Linked DNA regions of Homo sapiens: regions 2 and 3 are each linked to region 1. Evidence: read pairs that join two places in POLR2A ChIA-PET (ENCODE). Cell type or tissue: PC-9. All regions are shown on one strand. Each heading gives the region's core, and the rest is flanking DNA. Links, peaks and the distances in the headings are about the cores only. Region 1 overlaps LOC107984979 (a long non-coding RNA gene). Region 2 overlaps LINC02594 (long intergenic non-protein coding RNA 2594). Region 3 has its middle 5.6 kb from the start of PYY.

Region 1 (6,838 bases), core at 1,223-6,222:
GCTGGAGTGCAGTGGTGCGATCTCGGCTCACTGCAAGCTCCGCCTCCCGGGTTCACGCCATTCTCCTGCCTCAGCCTCCCGAGTAGCTGGGACTACAGGTGCCTGCCACCACGCCAGGCTAATTTTTTGTATTTTTAGTAGAGACGGGATTTCACCGTGTTAGCCAGGATGGTCTCGATCTCTTGACCTCGTGATCCGCCCGCTTTGGCCTCCCAAAGTGCTGGGATTACAAGCATGAGCCACCGCGCCCGGCTGCAGTGAGGGAAACATTTCTAAGTAAATTCCAAATCCAAATCTATAAAGGAAAAGGTGGATATGTGTGATTTAAAAAAGGGTAAACATTTTTATAGGTAAAAATATTATTTGCAACATATGATATCATATGCAATATGATAAAGTTAAATTCCTCAATTTAAAAGAGTTTACATAAATGAGAAAAGATGAAAAAATTTTAAACGGTCAAAGAAAATAGTCTAATACAAAAAATACATAGCCAATAAACACAGAAAACTGATGCTAGATCTCCTGTTTAAAAAAAAAAAAAAAGGAAAAAAAATCCAAAAGATGCACAACCTCACTCATAATCGAAGAATTCTTAGCCAAAATAGGAGGCAATGTCCCTTGTTAAGACAAAAATGTTTAAGTCTGTTGACATCCAGTGCTATCAAGGATGTGGGGAAAAGACACATTTACACATTTGGAAGGAATATTATTTGGTGCAAACTTTCTGGGACACGATCTGGTAATATTTGTTAAAATATTATATGTACATGTCCTTTAGTCCAGAGGATATTTGGGCAAGCAGAATGGAAGAAAAGAGAAGCAGAGAGAGATGTTTAGGTGGATGAGAGCTTGGAGCAGGAGTGCTGGGAGAGGCTGCATCATAGGACAGGGCAGGTGCAGCCAGGGCGGAGTTGGCCCAGATGGCCGGAAGCTCAGGGCAGGAGTCGCCTCACCCAGCCAGGGCTCGGTCAAGGTGCTCGTTTAGAGCAGCTGCACAGGGAACAGGAAGATGAGCTCAATGCCAGAGGAATGAATGACTTTGGGTCCATCTGGACAGGGAGAAGAGACTTTACCAAGCATGCTCTGGAAAAAAAGAGAATGCCAACGATCCTTGAAGAGGTGACAGAGAGAATCTGCTTCAGGCTACAGGTGTGCATTGTCATTGCATTTGGCATTCAGCCCAGACACCATAGGGAACCAGAAATAATTCCAAGAGGAGCAATGGGCTAGTGCCCAGGCATGCAGCAAGAGGGCAAGTCAGAAGCGGGTGGAGAAAGGGCAGGCTCAGCTCCATTTACTTCTCAATGAGAAGGGAAATTACTGTACTGGGGTTTTGGGGTTTTTTTGTTTTGTTTTGTTTTTTGAGATTTCTGATAACTTTTCCTATTGTTTGTGGCTTTTGTTACCTATTTCTCTTATTTTTATTTTTGTTTTATTTTTTTGAGACAGAGTATTGCTCTGTCACCCAGGCTGGAATGCAATGGCACGATCTCAGCTCATTACAACCTCCGCCTCCCGGGTTCAAGCGATCCTCCAGCCTCAGCCTCCCAAGTTGCTGGGACTACAGGCATGCGCCACCATTCCCAGCCAGTCCTAGAATTCTTATGTTGTGCTTTTTTCAAATCTGCTGTCACTTTTTGTTCTTTCCAGTTCCCTGCCAAAAATGTCAAGCTTGACTTTTACCTCCTTGAGCACAGTAAGAATAGTTGTGTTAAGGCTGATCCTGCTATTTACAGTATATGGAGTCCCCACGGGTCTGTTTTGTTGTTTCTGCATATTCTTGCTTATTGAGTCTTCTCATAGATTTGGTTATCTTTGATTATATATTAGATGGTATTTGAAAAAACTACTTGTAAAAATGATCAGCTTAGGCTGATGCTATTTTCCTCCAGAAAGGATTTTTCACTAATATCTTTAAGGTACCCGAGGGTAGGGATGGGGAAGGTGCTGCCAGACAAGAGCCACTTTTAATTCAAGTTCAAAGCTTGAAGTTTCCTGGGACACCTAAATGACAGAAAGCTGGGTGGAAGTCCATGGTGGCCTGGTTTGTACAGCCTTTTGGGGTCCCAGCCTAATGTGACCAAAAATATGCCAGATTCCATTCCCTGCCCCCAGAGGGCCCTAGACTCCTAGTTCATCCTCTTCGCTGCTGCTTTGGAATCAGTAAATGCCCACAGGGAAAACAAGCACATACACTGAGCTTATCTTTCTGGCTTCCTGTCTACTTGCATGCAGACTTATGCCTGGGAACCCCCATGCTCTTTTTAGCTTTTCACTGCTTTTTTTTTTTTTTTAAGACAGTCTCGCTCTGTCACCCAGGCTGGAGTGCAGTGACATGCTCACGGCTGACTGCAGCCTCGACCCCTCAGGCTCAAGTGATCCTCCCACCTCAGCCTCCCCAGTATACTTTCTTTTTTCTTAATAAACTTTATATTTTGGAATAATTTTAGATTTACAGAAAAGTTGCAAAGATAGTACAGAGAGTTCCTGAACACCCTTTCCCCTGTTTTCTCTAATGTTAGCATCTTACATAATCATGATACATTTGTCAAAACTAAGACATGAACATTGGAATGTTATTATTAAGGAAATTCCAGACTTTATTAATCTTTCACTAGTTTTTCCACTAATATCCTTTCTCTGTTCTGGGATCCAGTCCAAGATAACACATTGCAGTTAGCCTTCAAAGTTTCTGAGAAGATTTGAAATTTACCTATCAGTAAACGTGGGCATTTACTGATTGAGCTCCTGAGGCATTACCAGTCTCCCATTACTGCCCTCCTCCATCATTTTCCCTGTCATTCCCCGAAGTAATTGGTTAACATAAAAAATTTGAAAGGGGCCGGGTGCGGTGGCTCACACCTGTAATCCCAGCACTTTGGGAGACCGAAGCAGGCAGATCATTTGAGGTCAGGAGTTTGAGACCAGCTTGGCCAACATGGTGAAACCCTGTCTCTACTAAAAATACCAGAAAATGAGCTGGGCATGGTGGCACGTGCCTGTAATTCCAGCTACTCAGGAGGCTGAGGCACGAGAATCGCTTGGACCCAGGAGGTGGAGGTTGCAGTGAGCCGAGATCGCGCCTGCTGTCTCAAAAAAAAAAAAAAAAAAAAAAAAAAATTGAAAGGGAGTTTTCAGATTTGTTTGATGGAGAAAGTTGAAAAATCGAGTTTGCAACCAGCTAGGGTAGGGAAGCTGCGAGGAGACTAGAGGATGAATGTATGACGGAAAACAAAAAGCATGGTGGTGGTCTACACTGTGCTACAGCAACTAGCAAACTGCAAGATCTCCGTGGCTAAACACAGAAAAGTCTATCTCTTGCTCATTCCAAGTCCGCCGCACGCTTGGTGGCTGTCCAGGGCAGCTGTCTTCCAAGTGGTAGCTCAGGAATCCAAATCTTCCTGTCTTGTGGCTCATTTGTCTTTGCCGGGGACACGTCTTCCCCACTCCTGATGTTTCCTTCCATGAGCAGAGAACCCCACTGGCACAAAACTCTTAGTCTCTCTCCACGCCTCTCTCTACGCCTCTCCACACCTCTCTCTACGCCTCTCCATGCCTCTCCACGCCTCTCTCCACGCCTCTCCACGCCTCTCTCCACGCCTCTCCACGCCTCTCTCTACGCCTCTCCACGCCTCTCCACGCCTCTCTCCACGCCTCTCCACGCCTCTCCACGCCTCTCCCCGCCTCTCTCCACGCCTCTCCACGCCTCTCTCTACGCCTCTCCACCCCTCTCTCCACGCCTCTCCACGCCTCTCTCCACGCCTCTCCACGCCTCTCTCCACGCCTCTCCACGCCTCTCTCCACGCCTCTCCACGCCTCTCCACGCCTCTCTCCACGCCTCTCCACGCCTCTCTCCACGCCTCTCCCCGCCTCTCTCCACGCCTCTCCACGCCTCTCTCCACGCCTCTCCACGCCTCTCTCCACGCCTCTCTCCACGCCTCTCCACGCCTCTCTCCACGCCTCTCCACGCCTCTCTCCACGCCTCTCCACGCCTCTCTCCACGCCTCTCCACGCCTCTCTCCACGCCTCTCCACGCCTCTCTCTACACCTCTCCACGCCTTTCTCCATGCCTCTGCTGATTTGATTGATGAATGTTGAAGGAGGAACAAGGCGTGTGTAACCCGGCTCTCTTCTTCCTTTTCTCTGGTGAGCTGGCCCACCTGCAAAAAGTGTGTGTTCTAAACTGATACACCACACCTCACCCTGAGTATTACGAGGATGGCCCAGCTCCACTGAGGAAAGAAGGACGCAGTTTTACCTGATTCTGGGGTTCAGCATTAGGTTCTGCCCACTGTCCTGTTTCCAAAACCGTGTTACTATGCCTGCATCAAGCTTATCCACCCGCGGCCCACGGGCTGCATGCAGCCAGGATGGCTTTAAATGAAGCCCCAAACAAACTCGTAAGCTTTCTTAAAACATTATGAGATTATTTTTTTAACTCATCAGCTATCACTGGTGTTACTGTATTTTATGTGTGGTCCAAGACAATTCTTCTTCTTGGCCCAGGGAAGCCAAAAGATGGAACACCCTGACCTACATAAACAATAAACATAACTTACACAAAAGTGCACTTATTTGTTCCACAGTTATTCATCATCTAAGACAGCAGTTCTCAACCCAGGGTATTTTTGCCTCTCAGTGGGATGTTTGACAATGCCTGGAGGCTTTTTTTTTTTTTTTTTTTTTGAGACAGAGTCTTGCTCTGTCACCCAGGCTGGAGTGCAGTGGCGTGATCTCAGCTGACTGCAAGCTCCACCTCCCGGGTTCACGCCATTCTCCTGCCTCAGCCTCCCGAGTAGCTGGGACTACAGGTGCCCGCCACCATGCCCAGCTAATTTTTTTGTATTTTATTTTTTTAGAGACGGGGTTTCACCGTGTTAGCCAGGATGGTCTCGATCTCCTGACCTTGTGATCCGCCCACCCCGGCCTCCCAAAGTGCTGGGATTACAGGCGTGAGCCACTGCGCCCGGCCTTTTTTTTTTTTTTTTTTTTTTTGAGACAAGGTCTCACTCCCATCACCCAGGCTGGCGTGCAGTGATGGGATCTCGACTCACTACAGCCTCGACCTCCCATGCTCAGGTGATTCTGTCACCTCAGCCTGTGTGTAGCTGGGACCACAGGTGCACACTGCCATGCTTGGCTAATTTTCTGTATTTTTTGCAGAGACGGGGTTTTGTCATGTTGCCCAGGCTGGTCTCAAACTCCTGGGCTCAAGTGATCCACTCACCTTGGCCTCCCAAAGTGCTGGGATTATAAGCATGAGCCACCTCACCCAGCCTGGAGACATTTTTGATTATCACAACTGGGAAGGGACTACTGGCATCTAGGGGGTACAGCTGGAGATGCTGCTAAACATCCTATAATTCACAGGACAGTCTCCCACAACAAAGAATTATCTAACTTAAAATGTCAACAGTACTGAGGTTGGGGAAACCTTGATCTAAGAGGAGCAAGTGACCCTCTTGGAGCAGCTGAAGTGATTTAGTCCAAGTCCAAACCGAGAGGAATTGGACCAGGGTGGCCATCGAAGACCAAGCAGCTCAGTCCCCTCATCCCTGCCACTGTACCTCTTGGGCACACAGAGGCCTTCCTGAGGATGTGATGAGGCTGTCACGAGCCCAGTGACCTGTCCAGGAGCCCTTGTGCCTCATTGCCTCTCCCAGGTGCAGTGATGGTGGGGCACCTCCCCATGCTTCTGGTGGGAAGCAGGACAAAAATATCCTCTCTTCTCAGATCCCCAGCCCACCACGGAGGTCTGTCTGTTGGCCCCATCTACCCCAGAGTGTGGCCTAAGGTGGAACTAGGTGCGAGGCTCATGCCAGCACCTCACTTTCACCCTTCTCCCCAGCCCTTGCTCCACTTCCCAGTCTGGTGAATCTGTTTCTAATGGAGTTCTTGAGCCAGCCTCCTGGGCTAGGTGTGGGGCTGGGAAATGGAGGGGAAGGACCTTCAAATATGCAGGAAGAGGGTAGGGATCCACTCAACATGCTCTTTATATAAATAAACATTTAATAACACCTCGCTTACTCTCCTAAAATGACAATCATAAATAATATGCCTTCACAAGCACTTACTTCTTTAAAATCACACTATAGTGCCTGAGCTATACTAGGGAGAAAAAATAAAAGGAAAGCAATTTATAACCAAATAACACATATTTCAATCTGTCAGTGCTCAGGTCCCATGACACTAGAAAGCATAATGAAGTGTCAGATGCTCGTCCTTGCATATAATAAATAAGTCTGAATTTAAGAAATGTAGAGGATCAGAAATTATTCTGTGTAAGGACAAAAATAAATAAATAGAAGAGCAAAGATATGCTATCAAATGCTAGAATAAGTATTACTTTAAGGCCGGGCATGGTGGCTCGTGCCTGTAATCCCAGCACTTTGGGAGGCCGACGTGGGAGGATCGCATGAAGCCAGGAGTTTGAGAAAAGCCTGACAACATAACAAGACCCTGTCTCTACTAAAAATAAAAAATTAGCCAGGCAACAGTGGTGCACGCCTGTAGTGCCAGCTACTTGGGAGGCTGAGGTGGGAGGATCACTTCAGCCTGGGAGTTTGAGGCTGCAGTGAGCTGTGATGGCGCCACTGCACTCCAGTTTGGGCAACAAGAGTGAGACCTGTCTCAAAAATAAGTAAATAAACAAATACTTTTTTTTCTTTTTTTAGATAGAATTTCACTCTTGTTGCCTAGGCTGGAGTGCAATGGTGTGATCTCAGCTCACCACAACCTCCACCTTCTGGGTTCAAGCGATTCTCCTGCCTCAGCCTCCCTGAGTAGCTGGGATTACAGGCATACACCACCATGCCTGGCTAATTTTATATTTTTA
Region 2 (6,838 bases), core at 905-5,904, 140 kb before region 1:
TTTCCTCTTCTCCTGCTTTCTTTGTCTTCCTGTTCTTATCACTAAGACATCACACATGTCTTAGTTGGCTTGTTTATATTCTGTCTCCACCCATCTTAGTCAGCTACTGCTGAAATGATGCTGTGTAACAAACCACCCCGATACTCAGAGGCTCCAAACAAGTGCTGATCTTTCTCATTTGTGAGTCTGTGTGTCAGCCCGAGCAGGGCAGCTCCAGGCTATGGCTTGGGTTTGGGTGGACTCCATGTCTCTCTCCATTCTCCTTGGACCAGCAGCTCCCTGGGGCACATGCTTGTCTTGGAGAATGGCAGGAACTTAAAAGCCAAGCCAAACCTCACAGCACGGTTAAGGGTGATCATGACACACCGCTAACATTCTAGTGGCCAAAGAAGTCTCATGGCCAAGTGTAATAGCAGTGGATTGGGCAAGTTTACTCTCTTACACCTGTTGTGAAGGGGAGTGGGAGGGGATGGGGGGGTGACCGTTTTCACAACAACAGTGCAAACTATCCCATCTCCCAATAGAACATAAACACCTTAAGGTTGGAACTGGGTCTGTATCCCCAGCACTTAAAATAGTTTTTGGCATACAGTAAGGGTGCAATAGACATTTGTTAAATAAATATACAGACTAACCAATTAGCATAATACAGATGACAAAGGTGTCTCTCTTCTGCCAGCTTCTGTGCCTGAAATGTTGATGATCTCCTCCCTATCTTCCTAACATCTCTCCTGTCCCCACCTGTCCATGCCCAGGGTTTGGCTGCTGTGACAGAAGTGTGAGAGCCTCCTGTCTCCCTTGGGATCCCAGTAAGAGCTTCCATGCCTCTCTCCCTGCTCACCTGGGCTCCCATCCCTGGGGACCTTCTGGAAACAGCTTCCAGGGCTCCCAGAGCTTACTTAGCCAGATTCTACATCTGGCTCCAGCTGTTATCCTAAGCTTGGCCTTGTTTTCTGATCTGACCACAGCTTCATCACTCCTACCTGACTGTGGGATTCTAGCCCCCAGTGGGGTGGGGGACCAAGGGTGACAATTACCTGGGACCTTGACTATTGAAAGGCTAATCAGGTTTGATTGGGAAAAAAGAGTTGCTAAAAAGGATTGTATTGGATAATTGGTGAGATTTGAACATGGATTTTATATTAGTATTGTGTTATTACATTTTCTGATATTAGTCATTCTTTTTTTTTTTTTTTTTTGACGGAGTTTGCTCTGTCACCAGGCTGGAGTGCAATAGTGTGATCTCGGCTCACTGCAACCTCTGCCACCCGGGTTCAAGCGATTCCCCTGCTTCGGCCTCCTGAGTAGCTGGGACTACAGGCGGGTGCCACCACACCCAGCTTGTTTTTGTACTTTTAGTAGAGACAGGGTTTCAACATGTTGGCCAGGATGGTCTCGATCTCTTGACCTCGTGATCTGCCCGCCTCAGCCTCCCAAAGTGCTGGGATTACAGGCATGAGTCACCGCTCCCGGCCGTTAGTCATTCTTATAGGTATGTAAGAAAATGTCCTTGAGGTATTTAGCAGGGAAGTTCATGATCTCTGCAGCTTACTCACAAATGGTTAAACAGAATGAGACTAAGAACAGACTAGTAAGAAAAGACTGAAGAATATAATTATTAGGCCAGGTGCAGTGACTCACACCTGTAAATCCCAACATTTTGGGAAGCTGAGATAGGAGGATCACTTGAGGCCAGGAGTTTGAGACCAGCCTGGGCAACATAGTGAGACCCCATCTCTACAAAAAAAAAAAAAAGTAAAAATTACGTGGGCACGGTGGTATACGCCTGTACTTCCAGCTTCTTGGGAGGCTGAAGTGGGATGATCAGAGGACCTCAGGAGTTTGAGGCTGCAGTGAGCTATGATTGCAGCACTGCACTCCAGCCAGGGAGACAGACTGAGGCCCGGTCTCTAAAAAAAAAGGAATCTATGTGAGTCTATATATTCGTGCAACTTTTCTATAGGATTGAAACTCTTTAAAATAAGCTTAATAATAAAAACAAAAGCTGGTGGGTGAGACCTTTCATGTACTCTCCAGGAGAGTTAAGCCCCCCAACATTCCTGTCCCCTTGTTTACTCTCAAGCACCCCCTCCCCCACCCAAGGACCAGGTCTTTGTTTACTGAGCATCTCAGCGATGAGCTCTCACCCCCTGATTTCATCAATTATAAATGTGCTCGCTACTCACCACACGGCAATTTGTGACGGACTGTGGTTTGTGGTGAGAGTAGCACCATCCAAGTTCACCGCAGCCGCGAGTAGAGATGAGGGTTGGGGCCAGACACAGGGCTGTGGGGGCGGCAAGGGCACGCAGGCAGCCCTGCCACCTTCCTGTTTGTCAGCCAAGTGAGGCTTCCGAGGGCAGCGGGCGAGCGGGTCACTACTCAGGGCCAGCTACTGCGGCCAGGCCAGGCTAGTCAGGTCTGTGCAGCCAGAACTAGAGGCTCCGCCAGGATGTGAGGTCTCCCAGCTCCTGGGAACTGAAGCAAACACTCTGACTACCCCTTCTTGAAGTGCCTTACGGTGTATACATTTGTTTAATCTGCACAACAAACCTAGGAGCAGTTATTGTTACTGTCCTCATTTTGCAGATGAGGAAACTGAGGCAAAGAGAAATTAAGTAACTCCTTCAAAGTCTGGTAAGTGACAGAACCAGATTTTACCCTCTTACTCATTGTCCATATTGCCGAGTAACTTACATTAATAGATACTATGCATGTTTATTTTATTTTTTATTTTTTTTTAGAGATGGGGTCTCATTCTTTTTTTTTTTTTTTTTTGAGACGGAGTCTCGCTCTGTCGCCCAGGCTGGAGTCCAGTGGGGCGTGATCTTGGCTCACTGCAAGCTCCGCCTCCCTGGTTCACTCCATTCTCCTGCCTCAGCCTCCCGAGTAGCTGGGACTACAGGCACCTGCCACCACGCCCGGCTAATTTTTTGTATATTTAGTAGAGTCGGGGTTTCACCGCGTTAGCCAGTATGGTCTCGATCTCCCGAACTCGTGATCCGCCCACCTCGGCCTCCCAAAGTGCTGGGATTACAGGCGTGAGCCACCGCGCCCGGTCCTCATTCTTTCACTCAGACTGGAGTGCCGTCGTGCAATCTCAGCTCACTGCAGCCTCAACTCGGGGCTCAAGCAATCCTGCCACCTCAGCCTCCCGAGTAGCTGGGACCACAGGCAGTGCCACCACACCCAACTAATTTTTGCATTTTTTGTAGAGACCGGCTTTTGCCATGTTGCCCAGGCTGGTCTCGAACTCCTGAGCTCAGACAATCCACTTGCCTCGGCCTCCAAAAGTGCTGGGATTACAGCACCACGCCCAGCCGATACTATGCATGTTTAACTGACACCTAATGATTAGGTAGCAACAATTTCTTGGCTGCCTTATTCACCTTCATGACCCCCAACATTGAAAATGTCTTTTCCCATGTGAAAGCATTTGTGGGCTCCTACTGCCAATCTATAAAGTAGAAATCCTTCTGTGGTACAAAGCCCTCTTTCTTATCTAATTTCCCATTTCCCGTTCCCCCTTCCCCCTTCTGCTAAGAGCTCTTCCCTACCCACATTGTAAGTAGGGCCGGGGAGCTAACTCCACCTTGCGTACTCCAAATCAACCACATGACCCAGGCCTGACCAATCAGGGCTCCAAATCCTCTAGCTATAGTGATTGGTTTAGGGAGGGACATGTGACCCGCCTGAGCCAATGAGGATCTGTTCTGGGACTCCTGTTTGAACTCTTGGGAAAATAAACTCCTTATGTTGGGTGGCTGAGGGGATGAATGTGAGCTGGGAGCTGCAAGCAGGCATCATGCTATTCCCTTCAGCTTTCAAGTAGTGTTTTCACTGCTGTTAACAATTCCAAATCTTAAGTGTTCCTTGCATCTTCCTCTCGCCAAAAATATTACAGTACTGGAGGGCTTACGTGGTGTCTCAAATGTCTGGAGTTTAAATCTGCCTTGCAGCTTCCATGGCCACAGTGAGTGTCTGAGTCCTGGCCGCTTTCTGCTGATCCCGGGGAGAGTTTAGCCTGCCTGCCCTTCCTCCCTGGTTCGTTCTCATGTACTCAGATCCCTGCCTCACTCTTCTCTCACACAGACAACAAAAGAGAGTCAGATTGTGGTCTTAAGTGCACAGGACTCTGAAGTTAGGACCAGAAGACCTTGGTTAGAGTCTAAACCTTGTCAGTTACCAAATATCATTAGGCACATTAGTTAATCTCTCTGAGGCTTATTTCCCCATCAGTAAAGTGGGTACTGCTGAAGATGTAGTCTTTAGAAGTGTTCTCTAGATTGTAAGCCCCGTGCTTCCTGGTTATTGACTAAACAGGGATAAAAATGAGTTTCTCCTCACCTGGGTGTCATTGAGTTTCTGGTCATTGTGAGATGGGTGATGAAGCCAAGGGCATCAAACATCCCAACAAGGCTGTTTTCTGCATCTCCAGGGCTATCCCAGCGTTAATCACATATGGACCTTTAATCAGAGTTTGCAGAATAAGTGAGAATTGTGTCAGAGTATGAATGTAGATATTATCTTGTTTTAGTCATTGTTACTCTAGGGGACCATTCTTACTACAGGAATATTGCACAAAACCCAGAAATGTATTGACTTTCTCCTAACCAAGGCCTAAAGAGCTGGTGTTAGACATAGGCCAAGGCCAGCCAGAGGCCCAAAGCCTGTTTCCCAGGGTAGGACTGCCCTGGCCTCCCCCTCTTTCTCCCCAGGCTCCACCCCAGAGAGCTGAAGACCAGGCTGGGTACGGCACTGCTGAGAAACTGAGGAAAATGCCACTGGCCTCCTCTCTCACTGCAGGCTGCCCACCCGGGAGGGGGAAAGCTTGTCACTAAATCAGGTTCAGTTTTGGTCACTGTCTTGGACTGGATATTCTAGCATCAGAACTGAGATGTTTCTTGTGACTTAAAGTAACTTCAGGACTCTATTCTACCTAGGATTGGGCAGAAAAGTTATGGGCCTGCGGGAGTTCCAATTCAGAAACAGGGGAGATTACTTGCACTAAAGAAAGTCTAAAGGAAGGTAGGAGACAAAAATAAAGTTGTGTATTGATGATCCTAGGAGTTATGCTTGTTTGACATACCAGTTATACCTGCTGTCACGGTAGTTATGCATTAGGGGACCCAGGTGTCTGAAGTTATATCCAGAAGACTTCTGAGGGTGCACCGGGGGGTCCCTTGGCTAAAAGTGTGATTTAAACCCTAAGAGCCTGCCCAGACTATCAGTCCCAGTTTCTACGTCCACTGTCCCTGAATCTCGCTGCTTCTTCCTTAGGCTGCTGGGAGTCTGAACCCTCCCCCGCCAACACCCCTCCCCCATGCCTCAGTCGTGGGAAGGGGGGGCCCTTGAGCAGTAGGGCCAAGCCCTGTTCAGCCTGGGACCAAGTTCCCATCAACAAGGTGGTCTGGGCAGTGGCCAGCCAGAAAGCAGTAATTACTGTCGAGGTGCAGGGACCCCAGGTAGGGCCCCCACCTCCCACCTCTGTGTGGGCAGTGAATGGGCCTGCCCCTGGGTAAGGCTGTGTCAGCAGGCGCCTGCCCACCCCTTGCTGGGTTCCCAGGCCCCTAGAGCCCTCTCGTAATAGGAGCCATTTGCGCTGTAACCAGTGGGTGACCAGATTTTTAATCTTGGAGACCCCTTGGATCCCAGGCGGGAAGTGGGATTTGTCAAATGGGGAGAGGCGGGGCTGTCTGGGAATGCCAGACGGGGTTGTGCTGGGGAAATATGTCTCCTTTCCATACAGCCCCCTTCCCATACCTCCAGCCTCCCTCTACCCCGCAAGTCAGCTCTGTAGCTCCTAGGAGGTATCTCCAACATGCTTAGCTGTTGAAAGTAAATGAATGCCGGAAGTTGAAATCTGAATGGCTTGTTTTGCACTAACTCAGGTGCATGCCAAATAGGGGTGTCTCTTTGCTTGATCCTAATCCTTCCTCCTCTGAAATCCTTTCTGACCTGCTGCCTATCAGCAATTGCCCTGCAAAGACCCTCTAGCTGGCCGCGGGAGAAGCTGTGTTCTTGGCTATCAGGAGTGAGAACACTGGACCCAAGCTTGCCTATTCTCTGCCACAACTCACTGTGTGATCTTGGACAAGTCACTTCCTTTCTTTCAGCCTCAGTTTCAGGAGACTTGGCACTTGCTGAGTGCCAATGTGTGCCATGTTCTTGACAAGTATGGTCCCACACAACCTTGCCAATGACCCTGTGACCTATGTCTTCTTGTTCCCAGTTTACAGGAGAGAAGATGCAGCCTGGGAGAGATGCAGCAGGTGTCTGAGGCCACACAGCAAGTCACCCAGGGCCAGGATCTGAAGCTGGGTCTCTCCAGCTCCACTGCCTGGGCACTTTCTCCTCCACAGCGACCTTCAGGTCATCATGAGGAGCCTTTCGGACTAAAGCTAGAGAGCTGGGATTCCAACAGTTCAGCAACCCATGACTTCTCCATGGCAGCTGCTGCCTGACCACCTAGTGCCTTTCCACTAAGATTGTTCCTTCCCTCTCCTGAAGATTATCCTCCTGCCCCTCTCTCCCAAACATCTGCGGTGTGCACCTGCTGCCCAAAGTTGAACTTTTTTTTGTTAGAGACAGGGCCTCACTGTGTCATCCAGGCTGGAGTGCAGTGGCGTGATCATAGCTCACTGCAGCCTCCAACTCCTGGGCTCAAGTGACCCTCTCACCTCAGCTTCCTGAGTAGCTGGGACTACAGGCATGCACCACCACGCCTGGCTAATTTTTAAATTTTTTGCAGAGACAGGGTCTAGCTATGTTGCCCACCCTGGTCTTGAACTCCTGGGCTCAAGCAATCTGTCTGCCTTGGTCTCCCAGCTCGCTGGGA
Region 3 (6,838 bases), core at 745-5,744, 120 kb after region 1:
AGGGCATGGGGTGGCCTGAATTCGGGCTACAACCTCTGAAGAAGTCACTTCCTCATTTATAGCCAAAGTAAATGGGCCCCTAGGTGGTCTCAGTGTGGACCAGGAGCCAGCCGCACATCCCCGCAAACCCTCTCTATCCCTCATACCCCCACCCTCCAATCTCACTCCCCAATTACAGGGCAAGCTGATTGGTTCATTAATCACCGCCTCCTCATCGAAGAGCTTATTAACTTGTTGATTAGCGGGGAAAATGTCTCAGCCCTCGATCAATGGGCTCAGCCACCCCCCGATCCACACACCCACACCCATCATTGCTGCATGACTCAGTGGCCATGAGACATGTCTAGGGTGTGAGGGGGGAAACTTCAGAAACAATTGTTTTTGTAGAAGTGAGACCAGGACCTGCCTCCGGTTTGTCCTTGAAGGGTGGGGGACAGAATCAAAGGGGAGGGGACAGAATCAGAATGGTCCCCATTCTGAGAGCACCTGGCAAGGCCACCCCAAGTCAGGGAGACCATGGACCTGGACCCCAGCCAACAATTCTCCTTGTCCAGTGGGCTCAAGGGCCACTCATCAAGATGGTGTGGCCTCTGCCATTCATCCCCAGAGGCTTAGAATTCTGTACCCCATCACCCACCTGCCTGTACCCACTCCCCACACACAAGGCCTCACTTTGATCACCATGCACTGTGTGGCACTGCTCCACTGCTTTCCACCCTCAGGCATTTCCTCATGCCCAGGGTCCTAGAGATAGCAGGTTGTCATACAGCAAGTGTAATTCAGGCCAGGCGTGGTGCTCACGCCTGTAATCCCAGCACTTTGGGAGGCCAAGGTGAGTGGATCACGAGGTCAGGAGTTCAAGACCAGCCTGGCCAACATGGTGAAACCCCATCTGTACTACAAATACAAAAATTAGCCAAGCGTCGTGGCGCATGCCTGTAGTCCCAGCTACTCTGGAGGCTGAAGCAGGAAAATTGCTTGAATCCAGGAGGCAGAGGTTGCAGTGAGCCAAGATCGCGCCACTGTACTCCAGCCTGAGCGACAGAGTGAAACTGTCTCCAAAAAAAAAAAAAAAAAAAAGTAATTCAATCCTCATTCAACAAGCACTTAAGTCCCTGCTGTGTGCCAGGCACTGATCTAGGCACTGGGATAGAGTAGTGAACAAACAGGCAAAATCCTTGCCCTTATAGAGCTCACATTCTAGTGACAGGAAATAGAAAATAAATAAATAAGCATGGAGGCTGGGTGCGGTGGCTCACGCCTGTAATCCCAGCACTTTGGGAGGCCAAGGCAGGTGGATCATCTGAGGCCAGGAGTTCAAGACCAGCCTGGTCAACATGGTGAAACCCCGTCTCTACTAAAACTACAAAAATTAGCCAAGCGCAGTGGCGGGCGCCTGTAATCCAGCTACTTAGGAGGCTATGGCATGAGAATCACTTGAATCCAGGAGGCAGAGGTTGCAGTGAGCCGAGATGGTGCCACTGCACTCCAGCCTTGGTGACAGAGTGAGAATCTGTCTCAAATAAATGAATAAATACATAAATAAATAAATAAGCATGGAATATGTCTGATAAGTGCTATAGAGAAAAATCAGAGCCGGGTGTAGTGGCTCATGTCTTTCCCAGTGCGCTGGGAGACCACGTTGGAGGATCGCTCACTTGAGCCCAGGAAGGAAGTGAGGAAGCAAACCATGAAGCTACCTTGAGAAGAGCAGGGGGTGGGTTTAGGAAACAGCGATGCCAAGAAGTAAGGGATTTTCACTTTTTATGGTAGGAGCTCTCCTAGGAGCTCTCCCTCTTACCTGAAGCTTCTGCAAAACACAGTAACAGATACTTGTGGTGTGCTGCGCGCCCAAGGCTCAGGCTTCGCTCTAGGACAGAGGTAGGCAAACTCTGTAAAGGAGCAGATAGTAAATATTTTAGGCTTTGTGGTCCATAGAGTTTCTGTTGACACCGTTAGGTTCATCCACCGTAGCTTGAAAGCAGCCACTGAATACACCAAAAAAAAAAAAAAAAAAAAAAGAATGGGCATGGTAGTGCTTCAGTAAATCTTTACTTACAGACATTAAAGTTTGAATTTTATATAATTTTCATGTCATAAAATTTTTTTAGTTTATTTCAACTGTTTACAGATTCAACCACTTTAAAAGCCATTCTTTTTATTATTATTGAGCTCAAGGGATCCTTCGGCCTCAGCCACCCAAAATGCTGAGATTATAGGTGTGAGTCACTGTGCCTGACCTAAAAGGCATTTTTTTTTTTTTTGAGACGGAGTCTTACTGTGTCACCCAGGCTGGAGTGCAGCAGCATGATCTCAGCTCACTGCAACCTCTGCCTTCCTTCAAGAGATTCTCCTGCCTCAACCTCCCAAGTAGCTGGAATTACAGGCACATGCCACCACGCCTGGCTAATTTTTGTATTTTTAGTAGAGATGGGGTTTCACCATGTTGGCCAGGCTGGTCTCGAACTCCCAGCCTCAAGTGATCCGCCTGCCTTGGCCTCCCAAAGTGCTGGGATTACGAGTGTGAGCCACCACACCCGGCCCCTAAAAGGCATTTTAACCCATAGAATGTACAAAAACAGGCCCACAGGGCCGTAGTTTGCTGACCCCTGGTCTAGAAAAGCAAGAATTCAGCTACCTCTGGGTTGAGTTGCCTTTTGGTTGGATGTGTCCCTAGCCTGTTTATGCCAGGTGTATTTGTCATTGTAATCATATAATTGAATTAAATATTATATAAACTGATGAAATATGAGTGCATAAAGAATTGTTTCCTTGCAAACTACGTTAAATGCTTTGGAAGTAATACACAAAGAGATTTGCTGACATGTTGAATTAGATGTGAAAGATAAACCATTAAGGGAAAATCCTAAAAATCTAGAAGTGTGCTACATCAGATTGCTTCACAAGTGTCTTTAAGTTTAAAGAAACTGGAAATAACAGGTGACAAATTATAGGATTGTGGGTGTGATTTATGCAAGAAAGTCAAAGGGTAATTTGAGTCAAGACACCCAAAGAAAAATTCGTGCCTCAATGTGAATTTTGTGTTTGAAATCAAAACAAAGTGACTAAGACCTGTATGTGTCTTTATGATTGCCCATTTAAGCTGACTTTTTCAAAACACTGGTCAATGACTCAGACCTGTTTATATCAAAACAAGGGCTTCTCTAGTACTTTATATATTTCCAATATAGTTTGAATGTTTAAAGGGTATTTCTATTTAATGGCTTAAATAACAACCAAAGAATTTTTAAAAACCAATAAAAATAGGCTGGGTGCAGTGGCTCATGCCTGTAATCCCCACACTTTGGGAGACCAAGGCGGGCGGATCACCTGAAGCCAGGAGTTTGAGACCAGCCTGGCCATGTCGAAACCCTGTCTGTACTAAAAATACAAAAATTAGCTGGGTATGGTGATGCATGCCTATAATCCCAGCTACTTGCGAGACTGAGGCAGGAGAATCACTTGAACCTGGGAGGCGGAGATTGTAATGAGCCAAGATCGCTCCACAGCGCTCCAGCCTGGGTGACAGAGCGAGACTACGTCTCAAAAAAGAAAAAAAATAAAAATAAAAATAAAATGCTGGTGTGTGTTGCGAAGCCTGAAATTAGATACTGTGAGGGTCCCTGGGCGCCAGCCCCTGTGAGTTCTGCGCACATCCCCTCCACATGAATGCTCCTGTTTGAATCCAAAACTTTTTTAAGGGCCCAACAGTCTCAAGAGGCCTGTGCTGCAGGTGCAGAAACTCAAGTCCTGAAAGAGGTATGGATTCAGGGAGAAACAGTTCTGACCTAGGTCAGACACAGTCAGCTCCCTGATTCACCAGGCCCTTATGGACTTGTGTCTTTGTGGCTCCTGGCATCTGATGTGATACTGGCATGTGTGTGCTCCTAGGTTATTGAATCAGTCAGTCAACATGTGAACATATTAGCTAAGATATTCATGCACCCCCCCTTAATAGATACCAAATAGCGGTAGCTTAAATATCATAGATGTTTATTTCTCTCTTGTATAAGAAACCAAGCTGGTAGCCAGGGGATAGGGTGCCTCTGATCTACAAGGAGCCCAAACACCATCTATCTTGTTACTCCAAGTTATGCACCCATCTACATGGTTTAAGAATGTTTGGCCGGGCGCGGTAGCTCACACCTGTAATCCCAGCACTTTGGGAGGCCAAGGCGGGTGGGTCACCTGAGATCAGGAGTTCTAGACCAGCCTGGCCAACATGGTGAAACCCCATCTCTACTAAAAATGCAAAAATTAGCCAGGCATGGTGGCAGGTGCCTGTAATCCCAGCTACTCAGGTGGGCCGAGGCAGGAGAATCACTTGAACTGGGAGGCGGAGGTTGCAATGAACTGAGGCACTCCAGCCCGAGGGACGAGAGTGAGACTTTGTCTCAAAAAAAAAAAAAAAAAAAAAAACAATATTCATTAGGCCAGACGCAGTGGCTCACGCCTGTAATCCCAGCACTTTGGGAGGCCAAGGTGGTGGATCACCGAGGTCAGGAGTTGGAGACCAGCCTGGCCAACATGGTGAAACCCCGTCTCTACCAAAAATACAAAAAAATTAGTCAGGCATGGTGGCGGGTGCCTGTAATCCCAGCTACTCAGGAGACTGAGGCAGCAGAATTGCTTGAACCCAGGAGGCGGGGATTGCAGTGAGCTGAGATCATGCCACTGCACTCCAACCTGGGTGATAGAGTAAGACTCCGTCGCAAAAAAAAAAAAAACGGTGTTCATTACCCCACATTCACATTCCAGGCCACCGGGATGAGAAACAAGGAAGTTAAGAGTTTGGTATGGTAGAGGTCAGGTTCCTGGCCCACACCTGTAATCTCAGCACTTTGGGAGGCTGAGGCAGGAGGACACTTGAGCCCAGGAATTTGAGACCAGCCTGGGCAACATAACAGGATCCTGTCTCTACCCAAACAATAAAAAATAAATTAGCCTGGTATGGTGGTGCATGCCTGTAGTCACAGCTACTTGGGAGGCTGAGGTGGGAGGATCGCTTGAGCCTGAGGAGTCAGAGCTGCAGTGAGTTGTGATTGCTCCACTGCACTCCAGCCTGGGCAACAGAGCAAAACCCCATCTCAAAAAAAAAAACAAACAAGCAAACCAAAAAAGCAAAGTCGGGGAGGAGGGAAAGTATCAGGAAGAATAGCTAATGGCTGCTGGGCTTAATACCTAGGTGATGGGATGATTTGTGCAGCAAACCACCATGGCACATATTTACCTATGTAACAAACCTGCACATCCTGTACATGTACCCCTCAATTTAAAAGTTGGAAATAAAGAGTATGATGAGGAAGCTGCATTGCTTCCTGTGCTCCTGTCCCATTGGCCAGAACTTAGTCACGTGGCCATGCCTAGCTAGAAGGCCCTTGGCTCTGTTTTGCTCCATTTTCTTTTTCTTTTTACTTTTTTTGAGATGGAGTCTCGCTCTGTCACCCAAGCTGGAGTGCAGTGGCGCAATCTCAGCTCACTGCAACCTCCGCCTCCTGGGTTCAAGTGATTCTTGTGCCTCAGCCTCCCGAGTAGCTGGGATTACAGGAGTGCGCCACCACACCCGGCTAAGTTTTGTATTTTTAGTAGAGACAGGGTTTCCCCCATGTTGGCCAGGCTGGTCTTGAACTCCTGACCTCAGCCTCCCAAAGTGCTGAGATTATAGGCGTGAGCCACCGTGCCCGGCCTGTTTTATTCCATTTTCCCCAACCCTCATGCCAGCCCAATTTCTGTCTTCTCTGCCTCCAAACTCAGCTATCTCTTACCACATTGAAAGTGGCCTTCACCTCAGCATGCATCCTCCTCCTCCCTCAATCCCCTGCCTGGAAGTGGGAGCCTGTCACCCTACCTCACGCATCTTTTCCTTTCACTCTTTCCCATCAGTCTTAGGAAAGAGACCATAAATTGTTCCCCAGTACCTATTTTCCCCTTCTTCTCTTACAATAGAGTTTAGCTGAGTATATGGCTTCCCAGCTAATCACTACATTTCCCAGTCTCCCTTGCAGCCAAGTGACTTCTTGTGACTAAGTTCCGGCCAATGGATGTGAGCAAGAGTGATGTGTGCCACTCTCAAAATGTGCTATTAGAAGGAATGGGGGTACCCTCTCACTCCTCTATTTCCCCCCTTCCATGACCCTTAATGCAATGCCAAATGGAAATGTAAAAATGAGCCATTTTCCAGCTTTATTGAGGTATCATTAACCAATAAAATTGTATATACTTAAAGTGTACAATGTGATGATTTGATATATGTATACATTGTAAAATGATTACTGCAACCAAATTAACACATCCATCACCTCACATTGTTACTTTTTCTTATGTGAGAATGCTTAAGATCTACACTCTATAGTACAGTATTATTAACTATTAACTATAGTCACCATGCTGTACAAAAAATGAGCATTCTTGACCACGTGAATGAAGGAATCTTTTAGTCACAGGGGTGCCCTCAGACTGCCGGGACCAATTTGCCTGCATCACGTTGGAAGTGCCTGGGGCTTCCCCATTCCCCAGGGGCGGGTTTAACCAATGACTGATGAATTTAGGGGCATAAACACTTCAGTTTGCCTCTGATTTGTATGACTTGAGATGTAGTCAACAGGTGTTACCTGGAAAGTGCAATGGGCATTTTTTGGGGGGCGGCACACAGCTGCTGAAACAGCCATCACAGTAGCAGGCGAGGGCAAGGGCACCAATGCCCTCGTTCAAGTCTAAAGGGCCTGGAGAAGTTCTTGTCCCCTGAGCTCTCAGCACTGACCCGCCAGGGCTCCCTTATGGTACTGAACCCACAGATAAGCCACTAAGAGCAGGATCAAAATTAAGCAGCACAGAGACA

What was found. Peaks named below come from ENCODE experiments on the same cell type or tissue, not always from the same donor. Only the 100,000 strongest peaks of a DNase experiment are listed, where the experiment ranks them.
Region 2: POLR2A ChIA-PET joins it to region 1 with 6 read pairs; 4 of 35 experiments call an interaction of 5 or more read pairs at or near these places.
Region 3: POLR2A ChIA-PET joins it to region 1 with 10 read pairs; 1 of 35 experiments calls an interaction of 5 or more read pairs at or near these places.

Annotation. Positions count from the first base shown.
Region 1 is chr17:43,838,797-43,845,634 of GRCh38, forward strand. It overlaps LOC107984979 (a long non-coding RNA gene), which reads left to right. Exons shown (of 3, transcript XR_001753057.2): 2 at 1,061-1,152. Among named protein-coding and RNA genes, the nearest start is that of CD300LG, 5.0 kb to the right of the region's middle. In PC-9, for the core only: a CTCF peak has its summit at 1,993; DNase peaks (open chromatin) are centred at 2,195, 4,095 and 4,605; H3K4me3 peaks cover 1,283 bases; H3K27ac peaks cover 2,321 bases.
Region 2 is chr17:43,699,197-43,706,034 of GRCh38, forward strand. It overlaps LINC02594 (long intergenic non-protein coding RNA 2594), which reads left to right. Exons shown (of 4, transcript NR_184089.1): 4 at 6,233-6,838. Among named protein-coding and RNA genes, the nearest start is that of LINC02594, 38 kb to the left of the region's middle. RefSeq lists enhancers at 2,398-2,557, 2,675-3,544. In PC-9, for the core only: no CTCF peak of the experiment used is centred there; a DNase peak (open chromatin) is centred at 1,555; H3K27ac peaks cover 921 bases.
Region 3 is chr17:43,956,137-43,962,974 of GRCh38, forward strand. It overlaps a transcript of PYY not described here. Among named protein-coding and RNA genes, the nearest start is that of PYY, 5.6 kb to the left of the region's middle. In PC-9, for the core only: no CTCF peak of the experiment used is centred there; a DNase peak (open chromatin) is centred at 3,055.